2 separate regions of the Homo sapiens genome follow, and region 1 is linked to region 2. Evidence: chromatin loops called from intact Hi-C (ENCODE). Cell type or tissue: prostate gland. All regions are shown on one strand. Each heading gives the region's core, and the rest is flanking DNA. Links, peaks and the distances in the headings are about the cores only. Region 1 overlaps TENM2 (teneurin transmembrane protein 2). Region 2 overlaps TENM2 (teneurin transmembrane protein 2).

Evidence for each region. Hi-C counts contacts between places; a loop is a spot of excess contacts. Peaks named below come from ENCODE experiments on the same cell type or tissue, not always from the same donor. Only the 100,000 strongest peaks of a DNase experiment are listed, where the experiment ranks them.
Region 1: a loop joins it to region 2, with 3.0 times the contacts of the local background. A loop is called at or near these places in 9 of 110 quality-filtered maps.

What each region holds. Positions count from the first base shown.
Region 1 is chr5:168,043,302-168,051,639 of GRCh38, reverse strand. It overlaps TENM2 (teneurin transmembrane protein 2), which reads right to left. Exons shown (of 31, transcript NM_001395460.1): 8 at 4,091-4,213. Among named protein-coding and RNA genes, the nearest start is that of TENM2-AS3, 94 kb to the right of the region's middle. RefSeq lists an enhancer at 3,154-3,911. In prostate gland, for the core only: a CTCF peak has its summit at 4,082 (motif pointing right); DNase peaks (open chromatin) are centred at 3,879 and 4,099.
Region 2 is chr5:167,570,639-167,578,976 of GRCh38, reverse strand. The region is part of intron 4 of TENM2 (teneurin transmembrane protein 2); the gene reads right to left. Among named protein-coding and RNA genes, the nearest start is that of TENM2-AS4, 85 kb to the left of the region's middle. RefSeq lists enhancers at 4,676-5,301, 5,302-5,927. In prostate gland, for the core only: no CTCF peak of the experiment used is centred there; DNase peaks (open chromatin) are centred at 4,976 and 5,276; H3K4me3 peaks cover 920 bases.

The DNA.
Region 1 (8,338 bases), core at 55-8,054, 470 kb before region 2:
AATGCAAAGTTACCAAGAATATATTATAACTAGGGCTTGGTCAAGTAGGAAGAAGTGATGTATTGGGAGTTTGATCTTCCTCTTCTGGACTCCTATAACTTGGATAGTTATAGGAAAAGTTCTAGAAAAGTGGAAATGGGATTGGCAATGATACAGAGTGGCCATCAAACTTTTTATTTTTTTTAAAGGGTCAGATGGTGAATATTTTAGGCTTTTTGGGCCATATAGTCTCTGTTGCACCCACTCAATTCCACCATTTTATTCTGAAAGTAGCCATAGACAACAGGTAATAGTCATGGTGGTGTTCCATTAAAACTTGATTTATAAAAACAGGCAGCTGGCCAGATTTGGTCCATGAGATGTAGTTTGCTGACCCCTGATATAGAGGACAACTTGAATCTAAAATGAGTGATAGGTTTTGAGAATGATCCATGCAATTCTATACTTGATAGTTTATTCTTTCTTAAAATCTGTGCACAAATTGGGTACGTATGATGCGCCCTTTAAAATCTCTTGTATGCTTTCCCTGGGCCTGGCCAATCAAACTGAATTCCCTTATGTTATCTGACCAGGTCAGAATACTGTATTGAATCGTCTTTCTCAAGGCTTATCTAATCCCAGATCTACAGAGAAAGTTCTCCATGCCCTTGTAATGAAGATGTATGAGTTCATTCCTTTTAACATAGAAATACACACAAGATGGTGAGTGATTCTGGCAGACTGTGTGTTCCCTCTTCTTGATGTGAAAGCCAGCAACAATTCATGTTAAGGTTTAATTGAAGGAGAGTGGAAGAAAGAAAAATAAGACTCGAACAACAACAAATGGAAAACGGAAAGGCAAAGACCAAAGAATGTACTCTCCCAACTAATTAATCAAGTGCTTTGTTTCCACCAACATATCAGAGTGTGTAGGCTGCCCTGTCTATTAGACTTGTTCCCAAACCTGAGGAATGTAAATACTCCTAAAGACCAGGTAATGAAATCTCTATCGATGTGCCATCTTAGATGGGACTCACATGCCTGTGTTTTGCTTACATTTAATTTGCTTCTGCTGGATACTTATCCAGTAATTGCTTAATGAGATTATCCTCCTTGGCAATGTGTGGTGTATCTTGGTTAAAACATTGGAGTGAAGGAATATCCTACACCAAAAAAAGGAGGCGGTGTTATTTAATTAACTTATTGCCAATATATCTTGATTGTCTCTTTGAAACACTGGAAAAGAAGTCGATTGGAATTGATTCAGGTTATCTAAATGTATAGAATTGGGGAATGGGGAGCGCGGAGGTCACTGGGTATACAAATTCAAACCCAAGGTCACTTTTGATAAAAGAAATAGGCATGGGTGAGAGAACTGAAAACATTTTAGTCATTTTATAAGCCAAACCTTAAAACCACTTAAGAAGAGATCTGATCTCTTTTTAAGTTTCAAATTTTATTTCATCTCTAAGCAATTTTAAATTCTCACACTTTTTTCTTGAGTATTCTATTGACAAAATTCACTGGACAATGATTTGGCAAACATTTTGTCTGTCTCTGCTGGGCACAGTGGCTCATGCCTGTAATCCCAGCACTTTGGGGGGCCGAGATGGGAGGATTGCCTGAGCTCAGGAGTTTGCAACCAGCCTGGGCAACATGGTGAAACTCCGTCTCCACTAAAATACAAAAAATTAGCCAGGCGTGGTGGCACATGCCTGTAGTCCCAGCCACTCTGGAGGCTGAGGCAGGAGAATTGCTTGAACCGGGGAGGTGGAGGTTGCAGTGAGCCGAGATTGCATCACTGCACTCCAGCCTAGGTGACAGAGTGAGACTCTGTCTCAAACAAAACAAAACAAAAAAACAAAATAACATTTTGTCTGTCACATAACTTATTTGGAAAATATCTGAACTAGTAATGTTATATGACTTCTACAACAACATTTTCAAAAGCATGTTGCACAGGAGGGGAAAAATTCTGGTCTTTCCAAAGACACAATGGAAAGTGTTTCTTCATTTGTTAATTTAGAGACGCATACTCTTGTACTCTTAAGATTTGTTCTATGGGTGTGGGATGCAAAAGCTGGTGGGGAGCAGAGGTAGAAATAGAGGCTTATCACAAATGGGAGGAGTGCTTGATCTTGACCTTAATTTACGGAGGCCAGTAGAGATCACTAATTCCCATTTATGAAGGACACTACTCGAAAAGCATTGGCATATAATTTCAGAATGTATACACATATAAACAATTTCTCTGTGCCCAATGATAGAATATGCATATTCATTTCACATGTGTGTTATGCATTCTTCTGAAGGGATGAGGTGCTGACTTGTAGATTAAAGGACATTTATGGATAAAACGTGACGGAGACCCCATAAAGTGGAGTTTCCAAGGGCAGCACTATTGTCATCTTGAAAGGAGATAATTCTTCATCACAGGGGGCTGTCCTGTGTATTATAGGTTGTTTAACAGCATCTCTGACCCCTATCCACTAGATGCCTGCCATGCCCCTTCCAACTGTGACAATCAAAATAGTCTTTAGACATTGCCAAATGTCCTCTAGGGGTGCAAAAATGCTATGACTAAGAACCATTGCCCTAGATAAAACTGAAGGAGCAGACAGTGTCAAGTACTGGAGGTGACCAGGTTTCAAATCTGAGGTCAATACATTTGGCTCTGGGCTTTTTGGTCAGTTAAGGCAGAACATGGTCAGTTAAGGCAAAATATACTTTTCAGTTTTAGGTCTAGTTTAACTTACCCGATTATGGAAAGCATATAATTTCATCCTCAGATAAAACTTTTTCATGCTTACTTAAAGGTAATTTAGTGTTATGATTATGACAGATGAGTACAGCGATTCTTAAAGACTGGATAAAAAGACAAAAAAGTCATCCTCAAAGCATTAGGACAGCTCTGGGGAGGATAATTGAAGCAGCATTAGCATCTCAGGATGACTAATGTGCACCTCTGGGGGCAGATGAATTCTGGAATCTTCTTTGTGGAAAATGACTGCTTGAAGGAAAGCTCCAACCTCCTGCCCAAAGATGCACAGGGCACAACTCTGAGTCCAAATTTGTACCTATTTGAGTAAGTTTCTATACCTTCTGGTCCTGAGTTTCTCAGAGAGATTTTTCCTTCCTTTAAAGTTGTTAAAGTTATACAATGCTAAGCCTGGCATGCAATAGGTGCCTAATAAATGCTGCTTCCTTTCCCTTCTTTGAAATATCCCTGTAGGGTGTTTCCGAAATGTGGGGGTGAAGTGGCTATAGATGCTAAAAGGCAGAATGGAAATTTGCATGTTGGAGAAATCCTTTAATACAATCTCTCCCTTGCGATTTCCATCCCGAATTAAGCATATCTCACTGCGTGCCAGCCTGGCTAACCATTCCATTGGCTGCTCTGTCTTAATTGCTCCAGTCTCCCCCACCCCCACCCTATGGTTCTGTTTTCTCTCCTCCTTCTTAGCACCTTGTTAGCACCTTTTTTTTTCCCTTCAAGGATACAGTTGCCTGATTGCTTCAATAAACATTTCTATTGTCCCCTTCACTGTTCTGAGAAGAGAAGCTTTGTTGCCGAGTTGTCAAAACTCCTTTCTATTCTCCCCCAAAGCACAGCAGCTCTGAGCCTTTCTCTTTCATGCCAAGCCAGGCAGCTTCCTCCCCAGGGAGGCTGCATGTCTCCTGGGAGAGGGACCCAGTCTGATGGCATGTGCTGCCTGCTGCTCTCTGCCTTCTGATTAGGCAGGACTTTCTCCTGCTGCTGCTGCTGCTGCTGCTGCCACTCCAGCTGCTGCTGTGGCTGCTGTTTCTGCACAGGCCCTGGGATGCTTTCAAGTAGCTCTGGACCATGCCAGTTGCTGCAGATAGCATAGGTATGCACATTGCTCTGAGCAGGCACTGTGCCAGCTCTGAGTGATCCAGCCAAACACAGCTAACAGACAGGAACAGCAAACAGCTTTTAATGGGGGCACCTATGAAAGGCAATGATTTTTCCCCCCGTTTCTTTTTCTTTTGGCATACCTTCCAAGATTTGGATTAGAAAACCTGAACCAGCTGGCGAGAGCTCAGAATTTTCCTGTGACCTCAAGAGGGCAAGCAGCAGCTGTAACCTCACCTTTGCCTCCAGATGGCATTGTTGCCACATCATCGTTTCCTGGTAAGCCGGTCCTTATCCCATTGTTAAAGGTGTGCCCATCTGCAGGCTGGAGTTGCCAATTGAGTCCGAGCAGATGCATTGCTGCAGGAGAGACAAAGTAATGAAAATATGAATAGATAATTCAGCAATGCAAATGTCAAGGGGGAGGGCCAGGTGCCCTTTTCCAAGCGATTGCCTTTTGAGGAAGCTGCGTCAAAAATGGCTTGCCCCAGGCCACAGGGATTAGCTAAATACAGAAAGCAGAGACCTGGGTGGTTAGGTCTCCCCTTCTGGCGCTGCTGCTCACAGTCTCAGGGGGAGAGGATCCCTTACAGTGAGCGGAGGAGGGAGGAGAAAACACAGCCCAGATCTTCCAAACGGTGCCACCATGGAGGGGAAAATGGCCCTTTCGAATCACTGTAAAGAGTGCTGCTCTACCACATCCATCCTTTTCTACACTCTGGACACAGTTGCTTTTAGACTGTTAGTCTAGGGGCATTGACAAGGATTGTTTCCCCAAACTATACACTCACAAGTAAATCAGCTTCAAAGGAGGCTACCCGAATAGTACCTGTTTGCTGGTACCTGTTTGCTGGTACCTGCTCTGAACTATCAGTGCAGCCAGCAGCATCTATAGTGGTACTGGCCCACCTCCCTAACTATTTCAAACTTTTAGAATATTTTTCCTTTCCACTCCTCTTCATGATGAGTGGATACCTTTCAGCACATTGTAGAAAAAGCTTGGGGGGTTGATGGTGGAATGGGGTCCTTTTCTGAAAACATTACTATTCTTTCTGTCTCTGTCGCTCTCACTTTAGCAGAGTATGGAATGAAACAGAGTTCTGAAATACTGCCTGTTCTTTGCTAAGGAACTGAGCACGTCTGAAGAAGTCTTGACTCCCATGGGCACCCCAGGCCTCCAAACAAACTTCTGGTCTTCCTTGTCATCCTGCCTGTGTCAACTCCCCACCATGAGTTTAGCAAACTTAACACAACCCTATCCCTGATGGTTCTTGGTGAGTTTTTTCTACTGAGTGGAATGAAAAGCAAACCCTAAACACCTGTATTCTTTCAAAGCCCTTATCTAAGAGATGCTTCCTTTGAGAATAAGTAAGGAATTTATTCCCCTGCATGTCTCTCATCCAAACGATGTCTGGCATTTCCACTGGACACAGGTTGACACTGTTGCTACATTCCTACCACCGCAGGAGAGAAAGGGCTGTTGACAGGGAGACGTTTGGAGTCTGATGTGGGGATGGGAGAAACAATTATCTGCAGGGAACACAATTAACAATGCTTAGGAAATTGTTCACACAGCAATTAATTCTGCATGCCTACCACCACGTAAAGTCAGACTGCATTCTATTAAGGTTAAAAACCTATCTTCAAACAATACAGCTCAGATTGATGGCCACAGATGAAGGTGGCAAGGTGTCCGTGTGTGTGTGGGTGTGTCTGCTTTTCACTTACACTCTTCTCCATCTTAGAACCATGTTTTCTTTCCTCTAAAGTGAAAGGCCCACTGTTACAACTTCTTGAGATGATAAATAGTAATAAGAGTAAGTGACATTTACTGTACACTTTCCATCAAGGTAACACCTAATTTTCTCCTGCAGTTTGTCCGTTATATGTAGGTCACTCACTTGAAGAGACCAGATTCCATTGCCTCAAATAATGACATATTTTCACTATACAGAGGTCAGGAAATGAGAACTAATCATGGTGGCTTCAAGATAACGATAGCTTCTGATTTGTAATTACCAGGTGAAGGGAGCCAAGGAATTAGCTATTTTAAAATAATTTTTTAAAAAAATGATACTATTGGGTTATTGAAGCTCGCCTTGGGCCAGCTGCAGCTGCACTGGAGGTGCGGTTCTTTCAAGGAGGGTCTTAAGACAGACACTGGCAGGTACTGCAGGTGCCGCTGGAACCCAGGCCTAACAAAGCTTTGATTTCACGTCTATGGAAGGAGTGGTGGGTCCCATCAGGCAAAGATGACAACCTCCCCAACATCCCATCTCAAACTCTTGTCAAAACTGCTCTGCTCTTATAGCACTCAATCTTGCCACTGTAAGGTGCAGAACATATTGCAACCATCAGCTTTGGGAGAAAAGGAAGCAAACAATCCCCTAATGTTACTGAACAGGAAGAGACATCCCTGCAACTGTGTTTCCTCTGTTTCCAAGGATGCCTTCCCTCTTGCCTCCCCTTCCCACCTTTTTCTTTGTTTTGGGTTCCATGGCATCTTTTTATTTTTATTTTTTAAAAGTATCCTGAAAATAAGAAAACTACAGATGAGGTGGAAAGGGTTAGGGTCAGAGTACACCAGTAACTTCTCAGACAACTCCCAGGAGTGAGAAGAAAAATAAGAAAGTGAGATGGAGGTGGAGAAGGGGAAAAGCCAAATCTGCTGAACATGAGACCTGTCCTTCCAAAAGAAGCAATGCAACAAAAATGAAACTCAAGTTTGGGCATATTTTCTGTTGTTGAACTGAACATTAAGTAAATAAGTGAGAATTATATCTGGGGTATAACCACCTTCTCTTGTTTTTTGGGAGCGTCTGAAATAGGTTTTTGTTGGCACTTTTTTTTTTTTTTAATCAGCCATTCTTTCTCTCTCACTTGAGTAAGAAAACGAGATGCTCTCTCTGGCCGGTGGGGAGGGACTAAAGTGTCCTTAGGATAAAGACCCCAGGGAGCTGTGAAGTAAATGAGTTTCCTGACTAATGAGAGCCCTATTTCTTATTCTGCTACTGATTTGCTCTATGGCTTGGGCTGAGAAATCAGTCTCTCAATCAATCTCTCCCTTTACCTTTCATAAAGGTTTCCCTGTACAGGTAGAATAATGGCTCCTTAAGGGCCACAGAGAGGTTACACATCTGCAACCCCCAAAAGATCTGACAGTGTCTTGAATATAAATGGCACTCCATCAATATTTATTAGAATAGATAATGATACACGGGGGGCAGATTTGGGGGGTTGGATTGTAGGATGTTATATGCTTATAAATTAAAAAACACATAATCAGAGGCATAGAAGATGGGATAAAACAGTGCTGGTAGCAATATGGACTAGTTTGCAAAGGGAAGGATATTTTAATCATCAGCATATCAACACCTGCTGCCAATCATTGAACCTTTTCTTTTAGTGCAGTGGCGCTATCTAGGCTCACTGCAAGCTCTGCCTCCTGGGTTCAGGCCATTCTCTTGCCTCACCCTCCCGAGTATCTGGGACTACAGGCGCCCGCATGCTTGGCTAATTTTGTTTTTGTATTTTTAGTAGAGACGGGGTTTCACCGTGTTAGCCAGGATGGTTTTGATCTCCTGACCTCGTGATCCACCCACCTCGGCCTCCCAAAGTGCTGGGATTACAGGCGTGAGCCACCGCGCCCCACCATCATTGAACCTTTTCTATAGCCAGGTACCATAGTAGACATTCTAAAGGCATTATCTTAAGACTCACAGGTAGGTACTATTATCAACCCCATTTCACAGATGAGGAAACTATTGACTGTGAAGTTTGAGAACAGGGATTTCAGAATCAGAAGGAAATTACTGTGGGAGGTGGCTATCTGCTTCATATTTCATAGTGATCTGGTTACAGATTCTATGGGTAATGGAGTCTCAGCAAACCTCTTCTTTGTTTCAAAACTCATAATAATCTCATTGGGGTTGGTGAATGACCACACCCCTTCCCGAGAGGGGTTAGATTTCTTTATACTGTTGAATTCAGCACATACTTTATCACATAGCCATTCTGGGTCTTCAGTGAAGATGACGTGGGCTACAGCCATGGCTGACCAGTGATAGAATACAGCATGTATGAAGACATGAACTGTTACTGTTATAAGCCACTGAGAGTTTGGGATTGTTTGTTACAGCAGCCTGTCTGAGGCTAGCTTGACTGATACTTTCACCTATAAGGAAACTAGGAAATGGCATTTTTATACAGCAAATCTCTGTGCATCCCTTTAGGTTTTATTGGGTTAAGGTCCTTTCTGAAACTCAGCCAGAGAGAATTAGCACATACTTTGGGCCACTATATTTGCTTCTATGAACAACAACAAAAAACAGCACTGTAAATGTGATATCATCATACCTCCAATTTTAATTTACTCTCAGAACCAGACTTAGAAAGCTGAGCTGGATGGGGTGGCTCACGCCTATAATCCCAGTGCTTTGGGAGATTGAGGCAAGAGGATTGCCTGAGGCCAGGTGTTCAAGACCA
Region 2 (8,338 bases), core at 83-8,082:
GGCTGGTAAAATCCGTGTTACAGAAGAAAAGCATGACACTCTACTTACTTAATTGTACTAATAATTATTTTTGCTCCTTCTCATCGTGAACTCTGTTGAAAAGAAAACAGCTTATATGTTCACATATAAACTTCCATTATATAGTTAGAGTAGTCTCCACAGCTGAGCTTGTCAGTCAAATACACTAGACGTCAAAGAGTTCAAGGTAAGTTAGTCAAGGTTTATAGAAAGTAACTGACAACACAGGCAATTCAGAGAGGCAATTAATTCTAATAAATAAAGTATATATGTTTTTAGAGAGATGAAAACCCTTAAAGATCATAAAAATCCATCCTAATCAATGTCAAGAAACCAGAGATGAACATAACACTAATTGATTATACTGAAATAGCATGGAGAGAACATCACACCTTCTAAACCACGGGTCTGATCTCCAACGAATGGTGAAGGTTTTTCTTATGAAAACATGAAAACAAATGCATATACACAAAATCCCTGTCTAATGAGGGCATGACATCTGCAGTACAAACAAGAAATTGCAATAATTATAATACGAAGGTGTTTCTCGTAGCCAGTCTCCGTTCCCCAGCGTTTCTCAACCTTACTGCTGAAGTCTAGGCTAATGCAACAGATTATTCACAGGCTTCCAGCCTCTGGACCAGGAGTTCTCAACAGCATTGCTACAAGGGGAAGATATAGGCTACTGGTAGCAATACCTCCGTAAGGCTGCAATTTAACGGAAGAATAGATGCCCTGTAGACAGACGTTTCAGAATTTCCTGGGAAGGGTGTGTTGTATGGTGGGACCCCATATTCCAGTACTTCCCTGTCCACATCCAAAGCCGCAACTCCCCTAAAGCTACCAGATCACCCCTCTCCAGTGGCTATCAAATACCTTGGCTTGCCGTTCAAGACCCTCCATCATACTAGCATCGGTTGTTCCCTTTTGGCATGTGCCCCCTGTGCCCACGCTGATTTTGCTGATGGGGATTATTTTGTGTTTTCACATTTCACCCCTAATTCAAAGACAGGCTCCTCAGGGTCCTCTCAACCTGCAGCGACCTTTTCTCCCCTGCTCTCCTAAGGGAGGGAGTTAAGACCTGGCACTTTTAGTCCAGTAGGCTGTTTGGCGCATATTTTGCATCTTCGTCAGATTCTCAGTGAGTGGAGAGGCATCTTTTGTTGTTGTTAGGGGTGCAATTCGGCACACTTAGCTCATCGTACTTTGAATATAGTCAGCGCTCGATAGCTACTATTAAAAAAAGAGAACAAGAGGCAAACAACAAACAAACTTTACTAGAAAGTAGAATCTCCCACCAAGTTGTGTAGCTTTCCTTATTTAAAGACAGAAGAAGAAAAAAACCACTATGGGTCAAGTACAAAAAAAAATGTATTTGAATCAAATAAAAATAAAATCGGGAACATCCCTAGCCCAGTGGACTTAGAGCATTAATTACAAAATAGAAGTAGCTGACACTTATGCCTTCTAAATATAAGCTTTTTCCTCCCAGAAAAGAGAAATAAATAGGTGTTAAATCAAAACATCCTATGGAGCATTTCACACCTCAGGAAGGAAAACTGACAAAGAGGTGATTCAATGCCAAAGAAGAATCCACCAGCAAAGAACTAGGTCGGCTTAAAGTAAGAAAACCGAAAGCTCTCCAACATAGGTTACACCCTTGTCCTGTCTGCAAGTGCTTTTGTAATACCCTACGTCCCCCTCTCATTGGAAAAAACATATACACTTCCCTTTCACTATTGAAATCAGTTAATTGATCATTTCCAAAAATAAATACTCCCATAGATAGAGGTCATTGGTCCTGAAATTGCATCAGTTCCTGTCTGGGTACGAGATTCCTGGGCTCCTCTGGGACGTCTTTGTCATTTTATCACAGTGATTACAAGCAGAGCAGTTCCAGCGTGGGTCCCCTCAGTTTCTAGTGCTTATGTTTGCTCTCTGCATTCCTATTTTCTCCATCAAGCCTTATAGCTTTTGCTTTGGAAATCTGACACTTAATATCCAATGTTAATTACATTTCCTATTCTGAGGAAAATCCTATTGGGCTAATTTTTCAAAATCATATAATGAAAGAACTTCAGTGACAAATCATGTAGGTTTTCGATTGTTTTTTACGGGTAGATCTATTAAGCACTTAATATTCAGTGGGAAAACAGTCTCAGAGCAATGAAATTCTATTACTTTAGAGGTTGCATGCTTTTAATTTCTTAATATTTCATTACATGTTGGCAACTGGTGCATATTTTTATAATGCGTTTGATCATTACTCTTCTCAGGGTATTCTATTTCAGTTCTTCCTCTGACATCATATTTGCATGTTAAAGGGTTTTAGCATTCAGGGATGAAATGTTCTGAATAGTAATGTGCAGTTAAGTTGATTTTTTGAAAACGGAACACAGCAAACAGACATTATATATAGGGACTAAAGAGAACAATCTCATAATTTTAAAATCGAACTCAAGTTTTAATAGCTTTCTATAGAACATCATAAACGGTAATGATTCAATATAATTCATTAATTAGCAAATTATGCAAAATGCTATCAGCAGAGTTTGGGGAGAAGAATCTTTTTTCTTGGCTTTTATAAGTCTACTGCATTTCTTTTTTTCCTGTAAAAAAAAAAAAAATGCTCTTTTCTTTGCTCTCCAGCAACATCTACTGGAAAATTCAGAAAAATGCTATTTATATGAATCAAATAGTTTGAGTAAGGATAGCTTTGATTACCATCTGCCTAAAAAGTACATGCTGAACTACAATCCAGTTTACAATGAAATTATTTCTGCTTACTTTAGTTCTATTTTGTTCTCTAAGAAAAGGACAGTTGTTTGGTGAGGCAAATAGCCAAGTCGCAACTTCAAATTTATCATTGCCTCACCTGGAAGAAGTCATTTTCATAAATAAAAGCAAAGCATATATGATACAGACAACATATTTCTCTTGGCCCATCCCTTCAACACTTGCCACTTATTTGAGAAATAATCATCATTATCAGCAGCAGAATAACAGCTTTCAATAGTTAGGTGTAGCTGGAGTCAGAGAAAAATTTCACGCAGGAAAAAACGATGTAGAAAAAAAACGAGATTGAATTTGAGAAAAGCTACTTCAAGATTCTGCAAAGTTTCTTAAGCTGAAAAAAAATTACATGTGATGCGATTTTAAAAACTCACTATGCTACCACCAGCACGATTGCATCAAACATTCGACAGCAGTGTCTTTTTCTCTTGTCTGCATCTTTCCCTATTCTTTCAACCATGAGGAAAAATTAAGTCTCCCCAACCTGTATCAGGGGCTTCCCAGGGAACTTCCACCAGAGATTATCTCTGGATGATGAAGTATGATCAGACCCACAGTCCATTTGGTCTCTACTCCCCACTACTCAGCAGTTTCTGATGTCCTCATAAAATTGGATTCATAGGCTGCACCCACAAGATGCCATCAGATGGTCTGGCAAACGCGAGACATGCCAGGGTATGATATTGAGGAGCAAGTCCGGTTTGGAAACTTGGGAAGAAAAAAATCTTATCTCCAGACAAATACATAAAATATCCTCCCTTCCGTGGCCGCTGAAATCAACAATGCCATAGTAGTGCAGTTCTTTCTAGGACCAAACCTAGTACAGGTACTGAAGTCACCCTTGTATATATCATTCCAGAGGAGGATTCTTTTAACTGAATTTTGTACTTTTAATATTCAGATTTTCTCATAAAAACATTTAAAAATGAATTTTAAACATTCTATGCTATCTTTTAGGTAAAATCTTAGATATAATCTGGATTTCTGTTATCCTTAATTAGAAACTTGGCTAATCAGAGGTGGGTTTGGGTTGTTTTTTTTTTTTTTCTTTCTCAAATCTCAGTTTTTTCATGTCAGCAATACATTTTAGCAGCAGAAGCAATGAACACAGAATCAACAAAGACTGAGGTTAAAAACACATAATCAAAACTTTAAAACAACAGAAGTAGCAACAAAAATCAAGTGCTGGGAGATCATGCATTTTGTGTTTGTTCAATGTTAAAATAGATATGAGCCTTTTAAGCTTCACCCCAAAGCTCTTTAAAGGAGACATGCCATCAAATATAATCCACAACTCTCATAGCACACAAAAGGGACATATTTCTAAAAGCTACGTACAATGAAAATCCATATGTATTCCACATTTAGGATCCTGATGCAAAGTTCCGACTCGAGACTGGTAATCAGCCCCTCCATTATTGAGCCGCTTAGAATCCAGAAAGGTTTATCAAACAGCACCTCCAGAGTTAACTCCCATTTCAAACTGTCATAATTCAGTTCTCCTAATTATTTACCAGATCCCTTTCTACAACATGCCCTAACCTGATGTTTTAACTTCATATTTCATTTGGGACAACACTTAATCTCTATTTATGAACCATCAACCTGACACACGTTAAGGAGATATAAGAAGCGCTTCACCCACAAGATCCAAGCCAAACAAACCCCAGTAGCTCGACTTAAATAAACTCTACCCTTGCTAAAACCTCCAGTGAAAAATTATTATAACACATCAGAAGTTCAGTTAGAAGAAAAATTTCAAATGGCAGCTGTCTCCTAGGGTTTAAGTCCCGGAGTTCAAAAGCAGTATCAATTGGATTATTTTTCTTTCCGTTAGCTGTTTAGAATTTAACGTAATGCAAAGTGCTATTCTGATCAAAATCATCTTTCTCATCTCTCTCCTTAAATAAAACGGAGGAGAAATCATTCAGTATAAATGCATTTACTATACAAATCTATTTTCAATTGAATTTGCTGCATGCTCTAATTCATCAAAATTAATACAGGTACTTTCTATGTTAAACAAAAGGAAGCCGACTGAAAAATCGGCTTCTGCTGCGGATGCCTTTCTCAATTACAAAACGGTGAAAACAGAGATTTAACTAAGCCACTCGGTCAAACCCTCCGATCGGCGCTTACCTGCCTCAGCTGAAGGCTTCCTTCCCTTGTTAGCAGCGTGCAGCATCTCTAGCTCGCTCCAATCCTTACCACCGGTCTCAAATTACACTGCTAAGTCCACCCCCCGCCTTTTTTTTTCTTTCTTTTTTTTTCTTTTCTTTTTTTTTTTTCCAGCAAGAAAATGCTTATTGAAAGTGATTAGTTTTTGTTGTCCCTTTTAAGTCCCTCCTGCGGGAAGGAACAGGGGAGCAATGTGACGCCACCTTTTAATCTTTTGTAAGAGTGAAAAGGCAGAAAAGGAACGCTCGATCAAACTGAGCTGCATACATGCCTAAAACTCGCAGGAGAGGCTGCTGCTGCCTGGCGAAAGCACCGCTAGGCTTGAGTGTAAGAACAGAGAAGAGAGGAGAGTCAATGAATTGTGACAACGTATGTGCATCAAAGGCAGGAGGAGAGAGAGAACAATGAGCGAGGGAAAGACAGCGAGGAGAGAGGGAGAGAAGCAGAGAGAGAGAGGGGGAGAGGGGGAGAGAGAGAGAGAGAGAGACAGAGAACATCAAGAAAAGAGAGCGGGTTTCAGGCAAAGGATTCTCAGAATAAAGCCACAGTGCAGTGTCTGGCAGCTTCTGTTTTTATCTCAGCGAGCATGATACACTGCCTCTCTCATTTAGAAACACATTCGTGTATCTCCCAGGTTTGAAAACTGAGATAATCGCAGTGTGTCTCTGGGTTTGTCTGATTGGCATTTAACTGTGTGGTATACCTGTGATTTTTTAGGATGCATTTATGTGCAATTTATTTCGCATATTTATTTATGTAGGCAAAAATGAAAGCTGCTAATTTCTACGGCAATTTGCAATGTAGTTTTACTGGCAGATGGAACTCTACTTATCATAACTGCTGACAAACTGCCATGGGTAAACAAAAGAAGAAACAAATGCTTCGTCTTGATAATTGTCTTAAAGAAAAAAAAAAAGAGCCCACACCAAAATATTAGCACTACAAAACCTGTGTTTCCTAGTTCAAGTTTAAACGGTGTTTCTCTTCATTAGTTTTCATTAATAAAGGCAAAATAAAAGGGAGGGCATGGTGTCTGAAGGAAAGGTATTGGAAAAGAAGCTATTAGGAAAGTGAAAAACCTAAATTATTTCTGGTTTCCCTCCAAATGTGACAACAGGATTGCTTTCGTGAGTCCTAGAACAGAGTTTTTGAGTCACTATTGCTACAGACTTTTACTGCATCCTTCTCCCTTCCTGTACCATTTTAAAGAAGGTTCCATTTTTGACACGAAGTCGAAAAGAAATGATTTCCCAATTCAAATTGTTTCAAATGGTGTGTCACCAGCTTTGTTCCATTTCTACTCATCTCCTACCACATGGGGGCTAGGATTACACAGTTAAATTCCCTAAGTGACCTCTTTTATAAGAATGTAAATTGCTGGTTCCAAGGTCAACTATTTGGTATAAGTTATTGGTGAAAATGACTGCTTACCTTTCATGGTAAGCAGAGCTAAAACAGTAGTAAGTGAACAGGAAGAGGAGATGCCCAAGCTTTTGACTGGCCATCTCTTCGAAATTAAGCAATTCCAATATCCGAAAGTAAATTCTATGTGCCCTACTTATAACAATTATCATTTTAGAAACATAAAAAATAGAAAAACCCAAGTACACAACCATTTCAACTATCTTATGTCCCAACAACATATCCCCGGACCCTAGGCATCTTGCAATTTGGAATTCCTATGTAAGCCACCAGATATAGAATGAGAAATGGTCCAAGAAGAATAACACTCTCTTCCCCCACACTGGCCACATTGCTGTGCCCAAAGAGGGATTGCTTAATCTTGTTAAACTCGAAGTGTCATACTCTTCATGGTTTGCCAATAGGAGGGTATGTTTTTCCCTTGGACCCAAATAAAGAAGTAATCCCCACCTCCACCCTAATGTGCTTAGGATGAAACTCTACTTATCATTAAGGCAGAGCAGAGAATGGAGAACACACAGGGGCTGAACAGAAGGCAGCTGGCCAGAGAACAGAGAGTGCTCAGATGTAGAAGGGAAAAGGGAGCTGCAAGGCCTGGCTAGCAGGGAGGGAAGTGGTGACTGGGAAATCCGGAAATCTCTGCGGACATTTTGCAGAGTGTATTGGAAGCAGCCTCCTTTAAATGACATTATTGATACAGGTTCTACAGTTAAAATTTACTTTATACAAGGGAATAAGTGGACTGAGAATTTTCTGCCAATAAAAATAAAGACCCAGTTACAAGGATGCAACTATTTCAGCACGCAACTATTTCAGCACAATAAAAACAGGGGAAGGGGCCCGAGGTTTATTGAACAGCATCTGCAAAACATTGTCAATGAGAGATAAAAAGAAATCTCCAAAGCAGACAAAAGGAGAGATTTTTTTAAAGCTACAAATGGCTATCAGTGCTGTTGTTTATTTTTACCGCTTCCTTAGTGAGGAGGTGGGTTCCCTGAGTGGATATCATTTGTAGTGGAGTGGATATGTGTGATTTAAGATACCTTGAGTAGGGTGGGGGGCTAGGTGATTATACTGGGGTGACCAAGTCATATTAATATTTCTTACAGGAATGTAACTTTTATGTGACTTATTTCTCTGTGGGAGAGCTTTACATTCATATGCTTATATGACAGCGTATGATACAGTAGTTAAGTGCTCAGTTTTTGGAACCAGGTTACCCTGCCTAAGATTGAATCCCAGCTCCACTACCTACTGCTGTGTGACCTTGACTGAGTTATTTTGTCTCATTGTGTCCTCATCTTAAGATGGGTGTAAGGCTACCTGCTTCATGGGTTGTCATTAAGAATAAACAATGTCTGTGCCGTGGTAGGTCCTGCTCCCAGCACATAGCAAGTGCATCAGTAAATGTGAACTTCCATTGTTAGGAAACCCACTCAACAGCTTTTTAAAATTTTAAAAATGGATAACATGGACAATATTTCATCACCTCAAAATGGATGACTCATAAAGACTTCTTTCCACTCTGACCCTCTTTACAAGCTACAGTTCTTCAAATTCCCCTCTGGGTTTTTCCACTTGGATAATATGCTTAAAACTCAATAAGTTCTACCACTCAACTCATGAACTCACCCTCGAAGCAAGCCCTTTCTCCAAATCTCCTCACCAGTGTAAAATGTAAAATCCTTCAAGCCATTCAGGGCTCAGTTCTTCCCCCACCACAATCATTCAATTACCAATAACTTAAATACCAACCCCATATCTCTTAAAGTTACTGTTTTCAGACCTCTGACATTTCTTGATTTGTGTACTTTTGCCTGGACAGTTGCAATAATTCTTCAATGCAGCTCTTCTTTAGGCTGTTTTAGTTGTGCTGAAACACATGAAGGGCGGTGAAATGCAACACCCATTCCAGGGGGCATTCCTA